Linked DNA regions of Homo sapiens: region 2 is linked to region 1. Evidence: read pairs that join two places in POLR2A ChIA-PET (ENCODE). Cell type or tissue: GM12878. All regions are shown on one strand. Each heading gives the region's core, and the rest is flanking DNA. Links, peaks and the distances in the headings are about the cores only.

Evidence for each region. ChIA-PET counts read pairs that join two places held together with the same protein. Peaks named below come from ENCODE experiments on the same cell type or tissue, not always from the same donor. Only the 100,000 strongest peaks of a DNase experiment are listed, where the experiment ranks them.
Region 2: POLR2A ChIA-PET joins it to region 1 with 11 read pairs; 29 of 35 experiments call an interaction of 5 or more read pairs at or near these places.

What each region holds. Positions count from the first base shown.
Region 1 is chr6:27,833,423-27,841,814 of GRCh38, reverse strand. H2AC15 (H2A clustered histone 15) reads left to right here and starts at 3,440. Exons shown (of 1, transcript NM_003510.3): 1 at 3,440-3,935. The coding sequence starts at 3,476. The coding sequence ends at 3,868. H2BC15 (H2B clustered histone 15) reads right to left here and starts at 3,246. Exons shown (of 1, transcript NM_003520.4): 1 at 2,705-3,246. The coding sequence starts at 3,153. The coding sequence ends at 2,773. RefSeq lists enhancers at 1,965-2,164, 2,995-3,204, 3,535-3,624, 3,695-3,804, 4,075-4,124 and 3 more. In GM12878, for the core only: no CTCF peak of the experiment used is centred there; DNase peaks (open chromatin) are centred at 3,344 and 4,378; H3K4me3 peaks cover 5,102 bases; H3K27ac peaks cover 6,425 bases.
Region 2 is chr6:27,134,208-27,142,599 of GRCh38, reverse strand. It overlaps H4C9 (H4 clustered histone 9), which reads right to left and starts at 3,318. Exons shown (of 1, transcript NM_003495.3): 1 at 2,922-3,318. The coding sequence starts at 3,291. The coding sequence ends at 2,980. It also overlaps a transcript of H2BC12 not described here. RefSeq lists enhancers at 2,178-2,769, 2,770-3,362, 3,125-3,504. In GM12878, for the core only: a CTCF peak has its summit at 3,236; a DNase peak (open chromatin) is centred at 3,329; H3K4me3 peaks cover 3,432 bases; H3K27ac peaks cover 7,689 bases.

The DNA of each region.
Region 1 (8,392 bases), core at 146-8,145:
TGTATCAATTCTGTGCCAAATGCAGATTCAATACATCAAATAATGTAAAGAAACCAACTGTAATGAAGCACCATCAAGATCCTCCAAGCACTTCCTGGGAATCAGGATTTTTGGTCTAGGGTCTTTAGTCTACAGATTGAGAAGCAAGGGTACCTGGAGATTGGTTGCTGACTCTTAATTTTAGCCAAATCTTGAGCTTTCTGAATCCATGGGCCTTCTTAATGCTCTCTGTGAATCTTCTTTTTCTCTTCCTTAAGAGAGGAGAAGGAATGAATAATATTTAGAAAATGAATAATATTTACAGGAACACTATTAAGTTTGAGTTTCTCACCTGTAAGTTTTCCTTTATGACAAACTATGTGATGCTTGTAACTTGTTTTTACACAGGGGGTTTTTTCCTATTATATTTTCCAGTATAGTATTTGATACATAAGTTTAATACATGTAACATATATTTAAAGTGTAAATCAGGCTGGGCATGGTGGCTCATGCCTGTAATACTAGCACTTTGGGAGGCCGAGGAGGGTGGATCATGAGGTCAGGAGTTCAAGACCAGCCTGGCCAACATGGTGAAACCCCATCTCTACTAAAGATACAAAAAATTAGCTGGGTGTGGTGGCGGGCTCCTGTAAACCCAGCTACTCGGGAGGCTGAGGCAGGAGAATTGCTTAAACCTGGGAGGCGAGGGTTGTAATGAGCCGAGATCGCGCCATTGCACTCCAGCCTGGGCGAAACGGTGAGACTCTATCTCAAAAAAATAAAAATAAAAATAAAGTTTAAATCAAATTATATCAAAACCCATGATAAAACATCTAACCCAAAACTGGAATATTGACGACAACTTGTATTTACCTCTGTGTTTTTCCCCATCCCATGTCTTGCCTTTATCGCTAAGATAGCCAGTGCCAGGTATTTTAAAAACTCTCTTAAAAGTTTTCATTATCACGCACTTGTGTATACTTATTCTGTATAAGCGCTTCTATATACACTTCAACAATGTATAATTTGGTTTTATTTTCATTTTATTTATTTATTTATTTATTTATTTATTTATTTATTTATTTATTTATTTTAAGAGGTAGGGTCTCACCATACTGCCCAGGCTGGTCTTGAACTCCTGAGCTTAAGCAAACCTCCCATCTCAGCCTCCCAAAGTGCTAGGATTACAGGCATGAGCCACCATGCCCAGCCATGGTTTTACTTCTGAGTTTAAAAAAAATGTTATTATATATGAACCTTCTGAGACTTACATTTCTAAAATTCAACCAGGTACTGTGTGTACCTCAATAAATGCATTATTTTGACCATGAACATGTAGTTGCCTCTAGTATTTTTATCTATTAAAAATGGCATTTTTTCCATTCTCATATGTCTCCTGTTGCATGTGTGCAAAATATTCTTTCATGTAAACAGCTAGGAATCGAATGGTTGGGTCACTGGAGTACACTTACTGGATAAAAAATATTATCAAAAACCTTCAGCAAATACAATTTGATGTGGAAGAGTTCCCACACTGATTCTTGGCAAAGACCAAAATACTTTTAAATATGCCACTCCTAAGTGTTTAAAATGAAGACACTCATTTTGATTTCCTGAGTTGGGGGTGGGGGAAAACAATGGAGAACAGCCCTTCTCCTCCTCTATTTTTTTTTCTTTTAACATTTCTTCCAATTACTAGAGATACAGTAAACGCAAGTGACACAGACAAGAAAACATGGAGCAGACCCTAACAGAAAAAGTAGGGAATAGAAACTATGTTCATAAATAGGAATTCCACACAAGAGAATTATGGGAATGAGTAAGACAGCAAGATTCCTCCAAAAAACCTGCACTGCCAAGAATTTTCCCAACTAGAACACTCACCAGAGAAAACGGTGGCCAAGTTTCAAACTGCCCTCGCAGTGTCGGGATTGGCCATTGACATCAACTCAGCCCGATTGACGTGTACGGTGCTGTAAACTGGGTTCAAACTTTTTTCTACTGCCTTTCTATCTTAATATTTAGCAAATCCAAACTGGGGACAAGGGAGGAGAAACAGCACCACTCTCAAAACAAACAAGTCGATTTGTACGTTTGTGTGTGTGCCAACTGCTTCATTACTAAAGTACACATGAAGTTTAGGGACAGAGCGCCGGAAGCACTGTGGATATTTTACCAGTGACACTTAAGTATTATATTTTCTTTGGGGTCAACAGGAACTGAATTTTCCCTTTACTAGGTTTGTCTGATGATAAACCTCATCCTTCTTCAGATATAAAATTGTCTCAAGCGTTGCTGCAACATGCAGTACACTGCAGTGCTAATTAATTTCTTTTCTTTTTCTTTCTTTTTTGAGACAGAGTTTCGCTCTTACTGCCCAGGCTGGGGTGCAATGGCCCGATCTCGGCTCACTGCAACCTCCATCTGCCGGGTTCAAGCGATTCTCCTGCCTCAGCTTCCCGGGTAGCTGGGATTACAGGCGTCCGCCACCACGCCCAGCTATTTTTTTGTACTTTTAGTAGAGACGGGTTTCACCATGTTGGCTAGGCTCGTCTCGAACTTCTAACCTCAGGTGAGCCACCCGCTTCGGTTTCCCGAACCGGGATTAGAGGCTTGAGCCAAAATTAGTTTCTAACAAGGCTAAAGGAATCTTGGAAATCGTCTTTGTAGCAAGTAAGAAATACCTGCTGTAAGAACAGTGAGTGCCAGTTCTCTTTGGGAAGACTGAGTGGCTCTGAAAAGAGCCTTTGGGGTGTGGGCCGAGACTGACCGAACGTTCCGCGGTGGGCGGGCTCACTTGGAACTGGTGTACTTGGTGACGGCCTTGGTGCCCTCCGACACCGCGTGCTTGGCCAGCTCCCCTGGCAGCAGCAGGCGCACGGCCGTCTGGATCTCCCTGGAGGTGATGGTCGAGCGCTTGTTGTAATGCGCCAGGCGGGAAGCCTCGCCGGCGATGCGCTCGAAGATGTCATTGACGAAGGAGTTCATGATGCCCATGGCCTTGGACGAGATACCGGTGTCGGGGTGGACCTGCTTCAGCACCTTGTACACGTACACGGAGTAGCTCTCCTTGCGGCTGCGCTTGCGCTTCTTGCCGTCCTTCTTCTGGGCCTTTGTCACTGCCTTCTTGGAGCCTTTCTTCGGGGCAGGAGCGGACTTTGAGGGCTCGGGCATGACTGGGAGTAACTGCCGGAAAATTGGAGGAAAAAAACAGGAAGACGGTAGCTCTGTCAACCTACCGCTTATTCACTGCTTCTTAACGCAAGTGGGGTAGAGAATGAAGTTGTGCGTTTAACCAGTGGTGAGTCCTGGAAACGTATATTAACTTTGTCCAATCAAAATAAGTGTTTTTCAAAACCGCAATCCCATTGGTTAAAGCGAAACTGTAATGTTAGCCAATAGCACAGCTTAGTTTTCGTGCCTCTGTTGACTATAAGTAGCGGAGCTTTAGCGTTACGTCAGTCTCAGGAACGTTACTGATTGAATTTTTTACGTCATGTCGGGACGTGGCAAGCAGGGCGGCAAAGCTCGCGCCAAGGCTAAGACCCGTTCTTCAAGGGCGGGTCTTCAGTTCCCAGTGGGCCGAGTGCACCGACTGCTCCGCAAGGGCAACTACGCTGAGCGGGTCGGTGCCGGAGCGCCGGTGTACCTGGCGGCGGTGTTGGAGTACCTAACCGCCGAGATCCTGGAACTGGCTGGCAACGCGGCCCGCGACAACAAGAAGACCCGCATCATCCCGCGCCACTTGCAGCTGGCCATCCGCAACGACGAGGAGCTCAACAAGCTGCTTGGTAAAGTGACCATCGCCCAGGGTGGTGTCCTGCCCAATATCCAGGCCGTGCTGCTGCCTAAGAAAACTGAGAGCCACCACAAGGCCAAGGGCAAGTAGCGGGGCTGGAGCAGTTCATTACTCATACCTCGGTCCAAACCAAAAAGGTTCTTTTCAGAGCCACCTACTTTTTCACCAAGTAGAGCTGTGTTCAGTTTTATCTGATAGTCGAGTCATTTTGCAATGGCACTGGAATGCTGTATGGAGATGAAGCAAAACTAAACGGCTTTTACACCACATTGTTTTGAGATAGAAAGTAGACATTGAAATGTTTACGGTACATCAAGAAATTTAGGCGCGGCAGCTCGCGCCTGCAATACAGCTGAAACAATAAGAAAAGTGAGGCAAGAGAATAACAAAGGGAGCTGAAAGTTAGAGGGCAGAATAAGTAAAAGCAAAGGGCAGAAGTAAGGTAGATGGGCGGGTGAACAAGAAGCGAGATAACAAGCAGTGAACCTTTTGCAGCCGAAACAAAAGAGATAATGTGAGCAAGGACCTCGTGGCCGGCAAGATCTGGAACAAACCAGTTTAAGAGGCAGCTCTTCAGAGATGGGCATGCGTATTAGAGAGGAAAAGTATCCTTAACAAAAGCCCGTATGATAATCAGCTACTTAAGGTTCATGCATATGGGCTACATATCATGCATATATTTAAGATTATAAGATAGAGGCACAAGCCACAGAGGACAAAGTAAGCAACAAACCTATCAATAAAAGGGCAGATGCTGGCTATAGATTAGGCAGCACTGGGAACAGAAAACATACACACACGCACGCACACACATAAAATGACTCAAACTACAGCAAGCTGACGCTGATCTCACCTCGCAGAGGTCAGTCCGCTCTCTCCCACCCCCGAGAGTGTAATACTCTGTTTACTAAACTTTTGCTGCTTTGCTTTGCTATCTGTGTGTGTGTCGTCCAATTTCTACCGGGCACCAAGAGCCTGGAACTGTTTGGCACCATCCGGTAAACAGAACCGCTTTGGGAAGCCGAGGCGGAAGGACCGCTAGAGCCTTGGAGTTCGAAGCCAGCCTGATCTTTACAAAAGTAAAATAACTAACCGTGCCTGGCGTCTCATAGCCTGTAGTCCTAGCTACTCGGGAGGCTGAGACCAGAAGGATCACTTGAGCCCAGGAGTTCGAGGCTGCAATGAGCTATGATTGCACCACTGCAGTCCAGCTTGTGTGACAGAGCAAGAGTGTTTCAAATGAACCTAGTGTCAGATATTTACTTTCTGTATTACAGAGGACTGAAAGCTAGCTAAATAATACTTTTCAGTGTACCTGGGTTCCAGAGATAAAATTGGTAAACTAACCTTTGCTCCTTACTTGGGCTTTTAGTTTATACTTCATAAGACCATGGAAGCAAAATTTAGGTATCTGACCCTTCTGCACAATTTAGGACCCCGTGTGTGTTTGGCCTACCTATTCGAGTTCAATTGAATCTTTCTGAGCATCTATGGTGTGCCAGGCACTCTCCTAAATGGGAATACAATATTAATCCAGATACATAAAGTCTCTATCCAAAAGGAGCTTCAAGTTGGCTTGGGCAAAGAATACATGTCATAATGGACTGTTTATATAAATGATGGGAAAGGGTTGGGGTTAGGGTGTGAGATTACTTTAGAACGTGTTATTTAAAAACAGTATGAATGAAGGACATTGTAAGTCAGGTTTTTTATTATATCATGGTCATATACTCCTGTTCCTGTCAGTTTTTCCTGCTTCCTTTCTTTCACCAAGATCACTCCTTTCCTTCTCAGATCACCAAGTCCTCCTAGCTATAGAGAGGGCCTTCTATTCCTCTCCACCTAAACTTATATAAGCTACTGTTTTCCTCATACAGACATGTTAATGAAAATGAATTTCTACAGGATCTCCAGTCCATTGAAATACATTAATTTTTGAGTCTCTTCACACATTTTTATTTCCTAGATTTAAGTCTTGATTGCAATCACATACAACTAGTATTTCTTGGAATAAAACAGCAATCACAAAAATCATAAATATCACATTGTTTAAAAAAATTTATTATTTGATGTTGAGGACTCCATCCTGATTTCAATGAATTAATTCATTTGTTCCCTTTTAAAATGTCATCTGTGTTATTTATGTGTATAAATTTTCAATAATTGTTTCTCAATATAGAGTAAATGATACAGCTCCATAGAAGGCCTGTAAGATTTTTGAAATTAAAATAAGTTTTTAAATAAAATATGCTGTTATGATCATTGAAGTTGATAATAAAATTATTCCATTGATTCTGTTTCTCCCAAGAACCACCATTTAATCATGAAAGCTAGCTAAGTAATATTTTTCAGAGTTCGTGAGTTCCAGAAGTAAAATTCTTTAAGCTAAACAGCTTGTAAAGTAACTTTTGCTTTATAATTATTATAATTTTGGGTGTTATTTATGCAAACTCAAATCAATGTACTCATAATCAAAACATTGACATGCAAACTTATGTATTAAGCAAAATAAAATATACAAGTGTGATATATCATTGTTTATAATTCCACATACACATGTAAAGGAAAATGGAGGAGCTGTTAAATGAGTAGCTTCACAGTAAGTAAACTAGAGGAGGCAACCTAAAGATCAGAGAGATCCAAGGGGCAAGGAGCAATTAGGAACATTTATAGTGCCTTATCACTTCATGGTATTATATCATCTGTGAAATATTGAATTAAATGAATGTCCTTACTGATTTGATGCCCTCTGAAGGTTTGTTGAAAAATCAGACATGAGGTAGATTAATAGAAAAAAAGGCAGACAAATTTACAATGTGCATGGGGAGAATCAGTGATTGCCCACCCCAGAACGTGGTTCAGAAGTTTATATACCATCCTTGAAAAACAGTTTGAGGGAGGGAGAAGAGGAATTCATTTGAGGGGATTACTAGGAAGAATGAATGGATCAGGGAAAAGAAATTAAACTTGTACCTTATCTTGTGAAATGAGCTGTTCGGGTGTGATTACATTCGTCTTACAGGGACTCATTTTTGGTGAGTCCAGATAACAGGAAGACAAAGGTTGGGGAGTGGGAGAAGGTCAAAGAGACTTTGAGGCTTCTGCAGTTCAGCTTGTCACCATGCCATAGTTTGGGGTATTGGTTTCTGAGCCCCGACATTGACAATATGTACTAAAAATAAATATTTGTTATTTAAATTAACTACTTAATGTGTTATACATAATTAGATAAATTGATGTATTAACATATTTAAAGTATAATATAAACAAAATATTTGTAAATTAGTTGTAAAGAAAAAAATTACGTATATTAAATAGAGGTTGGCTTTCTGCTTAATATTTTACATACATTATCTCCATTGTTTTATTTTTTTAATTTTTTTTATTTTTTAGATGAAGGTCTTGTGATGTTGCCCAGGCTGATCTCTGACTCCTGAGCTTGCACAATCCTCCCACTCCTGAACACATGCAATCCCCCCACCTCAGCCTCCAGAGTAGCTGGGACTACAGGCAGGCTACTGAGACTGGCCTCCATTAATTCTTACAGTACCTCAAAGAGGTAAATACTGTAGGGGCTAAGGGAAGTTTCATAGAAAATCAACTGACAAAAGACAGAATAATGGGAGAAATGGCACAGAAATTTAATAATGTGCACGAGGGAGAATTACAAAGTGATTACCCCAGTCCCTAAAGGAGTACAGAAGCTTATGTAACTTTTTTCATAGGGGAAGGAGGAGATGGGAAAGGTAGACAATTCCTTTGAGGGGCAATAAAGGCTTGTTATGGAAAATAAATGGGCCACAGAAAGAAATTAGCTTGTAAATGATTGTCTTCATAATTTATTTATTTATTTTGAGATGGGGTCTTAATCCGTCTCCCAGGCTGTCACCCAGGCTGGAGTGCAGTGGCACAGTCTCCACTCACTGCAACCTCCACCTCTGGGATTCAAGTGATCCTCCTACCTCAGGCTCCCTAGTAGCTGCGACCACAGGCATGCACCACTACAACTGGCTAATTTTTTTTTTTTTCAGACAGAGTTTCACTCTTGTTGCCCAGGTTGGAGTGCAATGGTGCAATCTCGGCTCACTGCAACCTCCGCCTCCCAGGTTCAAGTGATTCTCCTGCCTCAGCCTCCCAAGTAGCTGGGATTACAGGCATGTGACACCACCTGGCTAATTTTTTGTATATTTTGTAGAGACAGGGATTCGCCATGTTGGCCAGGCTGGTCTCGAACTCCTGAGCTCAAGGGATCCACCTGCCTCGACCTCCCACAGTGCTGGGATTAGTGGGAGGAGCCACAGCACCTAGTATGTCTTGGTAATTTAAATGAGACCGAGAGGCAGACATTATCTTGAAAAATCCATATTCAGTATTCTTTTCTGCAATAATGAAATAACAGGGAGGGGATAGAAGGCAATTGTTACTTCTGGTAAGAAATTTTCTTGGTCCGATTAGGAAATGTCAGAGTCCCTTCGCATGTATGGGAAAGAAGACGAAGTTAGAGGGGCTTTGATTCTGAAGCTTATTTCTGAGGCCTTTCAATGTTCAAAAGCGCTCAGCATGCCCAAGAACCACATTTTGGGGAATCATTCTGCACCCCAACAGTACCGTCAC
Region 2 (8,392 bases), core at 33-8,032, 700 kb after region 1:
CTTTCCAGTAACCATTTTTAAAAGTTAAAAAAAATTGTCTGGGCACAGTGGCTCAAGCCTGTAATCCCGGCACTTTGGGAGGCCGAGGCAGGCGGATGACCTGAGGTCAGGAGTTCAAGACCAGCCTGGCCAACATGTCTCTACTTAAAATACAAAAAAATTAGCCTGGCGTGGTAGTACGCACCTGTAATCCCAGCTACTTGGGAGGCGGAGGCAGGAGAATTGCTTGAACCCGGGAGGCGGAGGTTGCAGTGAGCCGAGATCACACCATTGTACTCCAGCCTGGGGGACGAAAGCGAGAGTTCGTCTCCAAAAAAAAAGTTAAAAAAGTTAATTTTAATAGTGTATCCTATTTGACAGAATATATCAAAAATATAGTTTCAGCATATAGTCAATACAGAATGTATTAAATATCTTGTATTCTTTTTTCATTTCAAATCTTCAAAATCTGGTGTGTATTTTACACTTTTATGGTATATCAAAATAAATTTTCGTGGGGAATTCTTGATCTGTAATTAGAATAAGATGATTCTGATTCATGTCCCTAAGGTGTTCCAAGTATACTTGAATGCTATCTAATTGAATCCAGCACCAGTTTTTAAAAGTAAACTAATTAAGATATAATTAAACACTTACTCCCTCAGTCACATGCCACATTGTAAGTGCTCAAACTCCATGCATGGCTAGTGCTATACCATAAGACACTCAATGAGCAGAACTTGACCTAAAACCCACTAGGGCACTATGCAAAGGATTACAATTCCTTCTGGCATCACCACCTACTACGGTTTTTCCTAAGGGAGTGTTTAATCCATTGGGCTTGGAACATGAAAAATGACAGGGAAGGACGTGTTACATTGCTGCAGATTTAACAATAACATAACTATATAGACACAAAATAAAAACGACTTTCTCAGGCCCACAAACTGACACATGAAAATAATTCATTCCAATTGGGATTAAGTGACAAGCAGGTTTTGCATCTGTCCTGACACATTTCCCCAAATTCTTCATTATAGGACTAGCACCACTACTACTCTCTGTGATGGCTTATCTATCTACTAAGAGAGTGTGATTAAGAATATTACAGGTTTGAGTGAGTGTATGTTCGGGGCAATTTGAATCTATGCTCCTGGAATAATAAAAATTAAAGAAAGACAAGTTTGGGTCATAAAATCTAACATTTGTGAATTGGTTATTTGATTTGGCCTCTTTTGCCATTTTAAAATAAGAGTAATAAAATCTATCTCACAAGAATATGAGATACGAGATAATCCATGTAAAGCACTTAACAATTTTCAACAAACTTTCAGTGTATCTTAGGCATTACTTTCCTCTTTCACCCTTTCTTTTGTCCCTTTTGTAATACTTTGAAAATTTTAGGTATTGTTAATCATTGCTTATTTAGAAAGTAAGATCAATCTTTTATCAGGTCTTCCCTTAGCTCGCTCTTGATGCTACTCTTACAGCGATTTCAGAAAAGCCTTACTATCCAATTCAAGCCAAATCAGGACATAAGCCGCCTAAATGTTTTTTGTTTTTTTTTTTTCCCCCAGATTGATGCCTGTAGCTCCTGGGGAAAGTGGAAGTCAGATAACTCCTTTATGAAAAGGCAGCATTCAAAAACTATAAAAAATATAAATCCAACATTATTAAAATTTTGCACATCCAAAGATATCACGAACAGTTAAAAACAAACCCACAAGGTGACAGAATATATTTGTCACATACTGACAAAAAGTTAAAACTCAAATATATAAAGAATATTTACAAATCAAATCTCATAAAATAAAAACTGTAGAGAATCTGAATAGACCATTCCGAGGAAAGCGGGAAAATCTCCAAATAGCCAAAAATCTCATTTAGAAAAACTCCGATTTCACATTAGGAAATGCTGATAAACAATAACTCTCAAGCACTGCTGGTGGAATATGGGAGTATAAATTTAAAATACTACCCTGGAAAGCAAATTGTTCATTTTTATTCATGTTGAATATGCACATTTACCAAATAATTCCACTTCCATGTAACCAGAAAATGCACAGCTGTATACAGTGCTGTTTTGTAATGAGGAAAAAAAATCAACAGAGAAATGAATAAAGTATTTACTGACACATTAGAAAACTAGATTAATGGTAAAAATAACCTAGAACTGCACATTTCAACACGGATATATTTCAAGAGCAAATGTAAAAATTCATGACGATTAAAATAGATTAGGGGTATGTGCATCTAAAGTTAAAACGCGTGGGAACAGTAAACAAATTTAGAATATCAGTTTATCCTAGAATATTAGTTAATTCTAGATAGGAAAAAGGGAGGGCTGTGCTACTGAGAAAGGGACATAAGGATTTTAGATGCACTTGAATAAGTGGTGTGGTCACCAGCGCATTTTGTATACTTGATATATTCCAGTATTTAAAAGGCAAACATATAAAGGAATATTATTACTAAGACTCTTAAGACTGCCCTACTGTTCTACAGTAGTAAAAGCATGGTCTGTCCCCCTCCCCCCCATGCAGAGCTCTGTGCCCGCCAAGTCCTCTTAAACCAGCCACCACGAAGTTTTCCTGGAGGTTCTAGCATTTAGTGGAGCCCATCAAACTCATTATCTCCTGAGACGTATTTGAAGGTCCAGAGGGAAGTTAATTATCTAGCCCGCCCCTATTTGGACCGCAGACCCCTTGGCTTTCTAAACTAATCCGAGCGGTAAACCGGCTGCAGGCAATTTCCAGGCAGCCGCCAGAAGTTACTGGCCAGCAGAGGCTCTTCTGGCCTTGGAAAAATCTCGGCCCAAGGTCACCTGTAGTCATCAGCCCATTTTCGGCGTCGAGTTAATCTTGTAAAATAGGATGACAGAACTCACTGACAATGGCCCTATTAAGAGACTCAGTTTGCAGTCATTTCAACTCTTTTGTTGAAAGCTTAGGGGCCCTAAAAAGGGCCTTTTTAGAGAATGACTGGGCTTCAAAATGCCATTTAGCCGCCGAAGCCATAGAGGGTGCGGCCCTGGCGCTTGAGCGCGTAGACCACGTCCATGGCGGTGACCGTCTTGCGCTTGGCGTGCTCCGTGTAGGTCACGGCGTCCCGGATCACGTTCTCCAGGAACACCTTCAACACTCCGCGGGTCTCCTCATAGATGAGGCCAGAAATGCGCTTCACGCCGCCGCGGCGAGCAAGGCGCCGAATGGCTGGCTTGGTGATACCCTGGATGTTGTCGCGCAGCACCTTGCGGTGGCGCTTGGCACCCCCTTTCCCCAGGCCCTTACCTCCTTTGCCGCGTCCTGACATTATCAAGTGGTCAGAGAACAAAGGTCTGCTGCCTGTGATGGCAGCTTTCTTTTATGGGTAACCTCTGCGGACCAGACTGAAAACCGGAAGAGCTTTGGCGGGAAGTCCCTCTGCATTGGGGGAGGGGACCTAAAAGGGAAACAGGCCTGCTGTGCTCTACTCCCTCTTGTTCTCCTTCAGTCCTTTTTAATCCTCAAGACCTAGGCTGTTTTTCCTTTTTTCATTTAACATGATTCCTGCCTCATAACAAAAATGTTAACATTATAGAAGATACATAAAGCAAAAAGAATGTTATCTCTGCATATATGCATGTTTTCCTTTAACATTATTTGTATGGAACTATGCTATTTTGTGGCATTTTTCTCCTTAATATACAATGGAAATATACTCCATATGCTAAATTCCTAGCAATAGAACAAGATAGACTCATAGAATTTAAAGATCGTTCAGGTATATTGCTAAGTTCTTTTCTACTTATTTTCATTTCTAGTGTTTGGGGTGGAGAATTATCCCCCCAAATATCGAGCTTGGTAATGGTGGGTGTTTTTGAAAATTGAGGGTTCTCAGAAACAAGTCTAAGAATCAAGGTCCCTCTAACTTTGTCCTGTTTCTCTTCCCCAAATACAGGGAGGGACTTTCTCTGGAATTTCCTGATATGACCAAGAAAGCTTCTTATCAAAAGAAGCACAATTGCCTTCGGTTACCTCATTATCTACTGCAGAAAAGAAGACGAGAATGCAACCATACCTAGATGGACTTTTCCACAAGCTAAAGCTGGCCTCTTGATCTCATTCAGATTCCAAAGAGAATCATTTACAAGTTAATTTCTGTCTCCTTGGTCCATTCCTTCTCTCTAATAATCATTTACTGTTCCTCAAAGAATTGTCTACATTACCCATCTCCTCTTTTGCCTCTGAGAAAGAGTATATAAGCTTCTGTACCCCACTGGGGGGTTGGGGTAATATTCTGTGGTCCTCAGCCCTGTACCTTAATAAATTTGTATGCCTTTTCTCTTATTAATCTTGTCAGTTGATTTTCAGTGAACTTTCAGAGGCCAAAAGGGAGGTTTTCTCTTGGCCCCTGCACCAGTAGCAGTTCCTGATATGCCTACAACCTTAACTAATGCTGGGTAGAACCATTTAAAGTAATCTAACTTTACTAATAAGGACTTGATTTCTTGTATATAGAAATAACTTTTCAAAAAGTTAATCAGTTGGTTAGTCAGCACAATACATTAACTATTTCCCCCACTGATTTGAGGAACTTATTATCATATACTGAATATATGAGCCACCGCACCCGGCCCATTTGGTGATTTTCTTGCTACTCTTTATTTTAATGAGTACCTTACAGCAGTGCTTGAAGTATTTTCAAAGTATTCCACTTAAATGTCATAAAGTAAATGAAGATAAACTTTTCATTAAAATACTTTAGAAATTTTTGCATTTATGTTGCAATAAAAGAAAACTTGCCATACACCTTTGGAAAACAAAAAAAAATTGATATGACTGGCTGTAACTTGCTGTAGCTGAATTCAGTATATGTTGTAAAGAGGGTAAGGTAGCATAGGTTAATTGAATACGTTAATCTAAGGGTAAATACAAATTAAAAATGAGAGGCTTAATTATCTGTTGAAAACAAAAGACTTCCCTTTCCTTTCCCATCACTTTCAAAATGTCTTTCTCTGTCCTTTTAAAATGTATGTAAATCCTTTTAATGGCTAAATAGGCCTTATAACTCAGAATATTTTCTCAATGCCTGGAGAGCCATCCCTTTGAAATGTTAATCATTAAAAAAGATAGTGGTCTGTCTCCCAGTTTCCAGCGAGAAAATGGGCTGAACTTTAGCTGTCACCTGACTTCGAATTGCAAAACCTATCCAATGTAGCCATACATAATAAGCAAGATTTCTTTCTGCTTTTGCAACCTCTTCATAAGGTTTCCTGTGATAAGCAACTCTCCCTGGTTTAATGCTTATTCAATAATAAAATTATTTCCTTTGTCTTCTTTGGGAGAAGATTTTAAAATTGTATTTCCCCAACATTAGTTAACAAGTATATTTCTCTACTTGAGCTTCTCACTAATCAGAAGCCTTTTTCTGTATCTGATTTCATGAGTTTTCGCATAGCAATTAGTGACAAGGATAGCAATGAATGGTAAAAGGTGGCAGAGCATGCCATCCCAAAATATGCCATTTTGGAATAAGAATTATTCTGAGATACAGGCAATTTTAAAAAGAGTAGGTACAAGAAAGGCACTTTGACCGTTCCCTTTTACCCCCTTAAAAGCAGGAATTAAAATTCCCCTGTGGAAGATGTCCTCCCTGTACCAAAAGGAAAAGAACATTTTCATCAAGGACAGGAAGTTGAAACCAAGAGAATTCTGTCCAAGCAGATCTTAAAATAATTCTTGTTTTCCTTTAGCCTTCCTACATAGTTACATTTCCACAATTTACTCCATTCAACCTACTATAAAAGCATTTAGGTTTTGCTACTTCTTTGGGGTCTATTATTAGAGCTCCCATGTCCCATGCCACATAAAATTTATATTAAATTTATATGGTTTTCTCCTCTTAATCTTATGTCAGTTTAATTATCAGGCCAGCCATAAAAACTCTTAAGAGGACAGAGGTAAAATTTTGCCTCCCCTACAAGGATATTTGAGTTTGTCAGACTCTTTAGTTTCTGAAATTGACGGTAAATTTAGTTCTGAAATAGTAAACATACACGCAGTATAACATTTTAAAAAAATGTTATGCTAATCAGTCTGTTTTCTAACAGGATAACTGACTATCAAGATAAACTTAGTTCAAATAGAGTAACTCTGAGTTCTCACATTCTTTCACATTACAAAACAAATCTGGCAGCAAACTTTGTCAGAGGCGTTTAAACCAGAGAAACTCCATCTTGAATAGGGGCTGGGTAAAATAAGGCTGAGGCCTACTGGGCTGCATTCCCAGAGGCTTAAGGCATTTGTAGTCACAGAATAGGTCAGCACAAAGTACAGGTCACAAAGACCTTGCTAATAAAAGCATGCGGTAAAGAAGCCAGCCAAAACCTACCAAAATCAAGATGGTGAGGAAATTGACCTCTGGTTATCCTCACTGCTCATTATACACTACTTATAATGCATTAGCATGCTAAAAGACACTCCTACCAGTGCCATGACCATTTACAGATGCCATGGCAACGTCGGAAAGTTACCCTATAGGGTCTAAAAGGGGGAGGAACTCTCAGTTGGGGAATTGCCCACCCCGTTCCCAGAAAACTCATGAAGAATCCACCCCTTGTTTAGCATGTAGTCAAGAAATAACTATAAATATCCTTAGAATAGAACAAAAGAACAATTTTCTTTACTTCTCTAATAAACTTGCTTTCACTGTACTCTATGGATTTGCCTTGAATTCTTTCTTGAGAAAGACCCAAGAACTCTCTCTTGGGGTCTGGATTGGGACCCCTTTCCAGTAACAGTTACACTTGCAAAGTACATCCTGTGTCCAACCACTGTATATTTAATTGTGAAATTTATTAAATATTAATTTAAATAAGTTGAAAGACCTTTAAAGACAGGGCAATTCAAAAATGAGTAAAATTATTGGGTTACACAGTATAAAAATCCATCAAAAAGCCAAATATTTTACTATTTGGGGGGCCTCTCAAGTACCTATTTTTGCTAGATATTGTCAGCACTTGTTTCTGTTCCAAAACATCGTATTTATACTAGGATTGGAAGTAGTTATATTTTAAGAACAAGAAACAGACACAGTAAAAGGTTATGAGATGTCAGTAGACTAAGTGCTAAAGAAATTCCAGATAGGAAGAGGAGGTATCTAGAGAAAAGGAGCTGAAAAGAAATGGGGTAGGTTGACCAAATTTTAGAGCAAGAGTTTTTAACCTGAGGTCCGTACTTATATGTCACAATGCCCCTAAGGAAAAAATTCAGCAATTGGAGGGTGTTGAAGGGGAAGTCTGTGAGTTTGGGTAGTAAAATATCTATTTTTAAAAACTTAACCTTGACTGAACTTGAACATTTCACTTTATTATGAATTTAGGCCACAAATCTCAGTACCTGTTACTTTGTAACCCAAAAGACATTAGATGTTTCATTTCTCATTACAATTGCTGAGTTATCGTGAAACATTTTTACTCCTCTAATTAGTAACAGCAATTAGGCTCACCAAATCATGTAATGTGTTAACTATATTAACAATATAACTATATAGTCTCATTTATCACTATGAAGTTTTAAAAATACTTTGATAACTGTAATTTAACTTTGTTTGGCATTTTATATACTTAAAACATCATTCTGAGATTTTCCATGTTACCAGACAGCCAAAAGTGTCTACAATACACAAGAAAAATGAGTTAACGTCTTCTTAAGATTACTTCAGAGTGGGCCGGGCGTGGTGGCTTACGCCGGTAATCCCAGCACTTTGGGAGGCCGAGGCCGGTGGATCACGAGGTCAGGACATCAAGACCATCCTGGCTAACACGGTGAAACCCCGTATCTACTAAAAATACAAAAAAGTAGCTGGGCATGGTGGCAGACGCCTGTAGCCCCAGCTACTCAGGAGGCTGAGGCAGGAGAATGGCGTGAACCCGGGAGGCGGAGCTTGCAGTGAGCCGAGATAGCGCCACTGCACTCCAGCCTGGGCGACAGAGCGAGACTCCGTCTCAAAAAAAAAAAAAAAATTACATCAGAGTTCAGTGAACAGAGGGAGGAGGCACAATTGTGCAATCTTGGCATGAGTATTCCTTATTTAGCTACAACACCAAAAGTTATTTGCACTACCGTAGTAAATAACCCTCCTTTACAGAAAACTGCCAGTCTTGCTAGGAGGCCTCAGTTTGTGTCAGGAACGCCCAATACCCTGTACTTTTCTAATAGTCATAAACATTTCTAATATTTCTAATGTACATTTCTAATACTCATCAACATTTGTTGAACCATATTATAATCCTCTATATATTTTCCCTCCTATCTGTGAGGCAGACATTTTAACAGTCTGTGTGCTAACACTTTACCTCAGATTTCTTCATGGGTTTTAAGGTTTATTATTAACTATCCTGTCAAGTTCTTCTAGGTAAGCAACTTGGGAT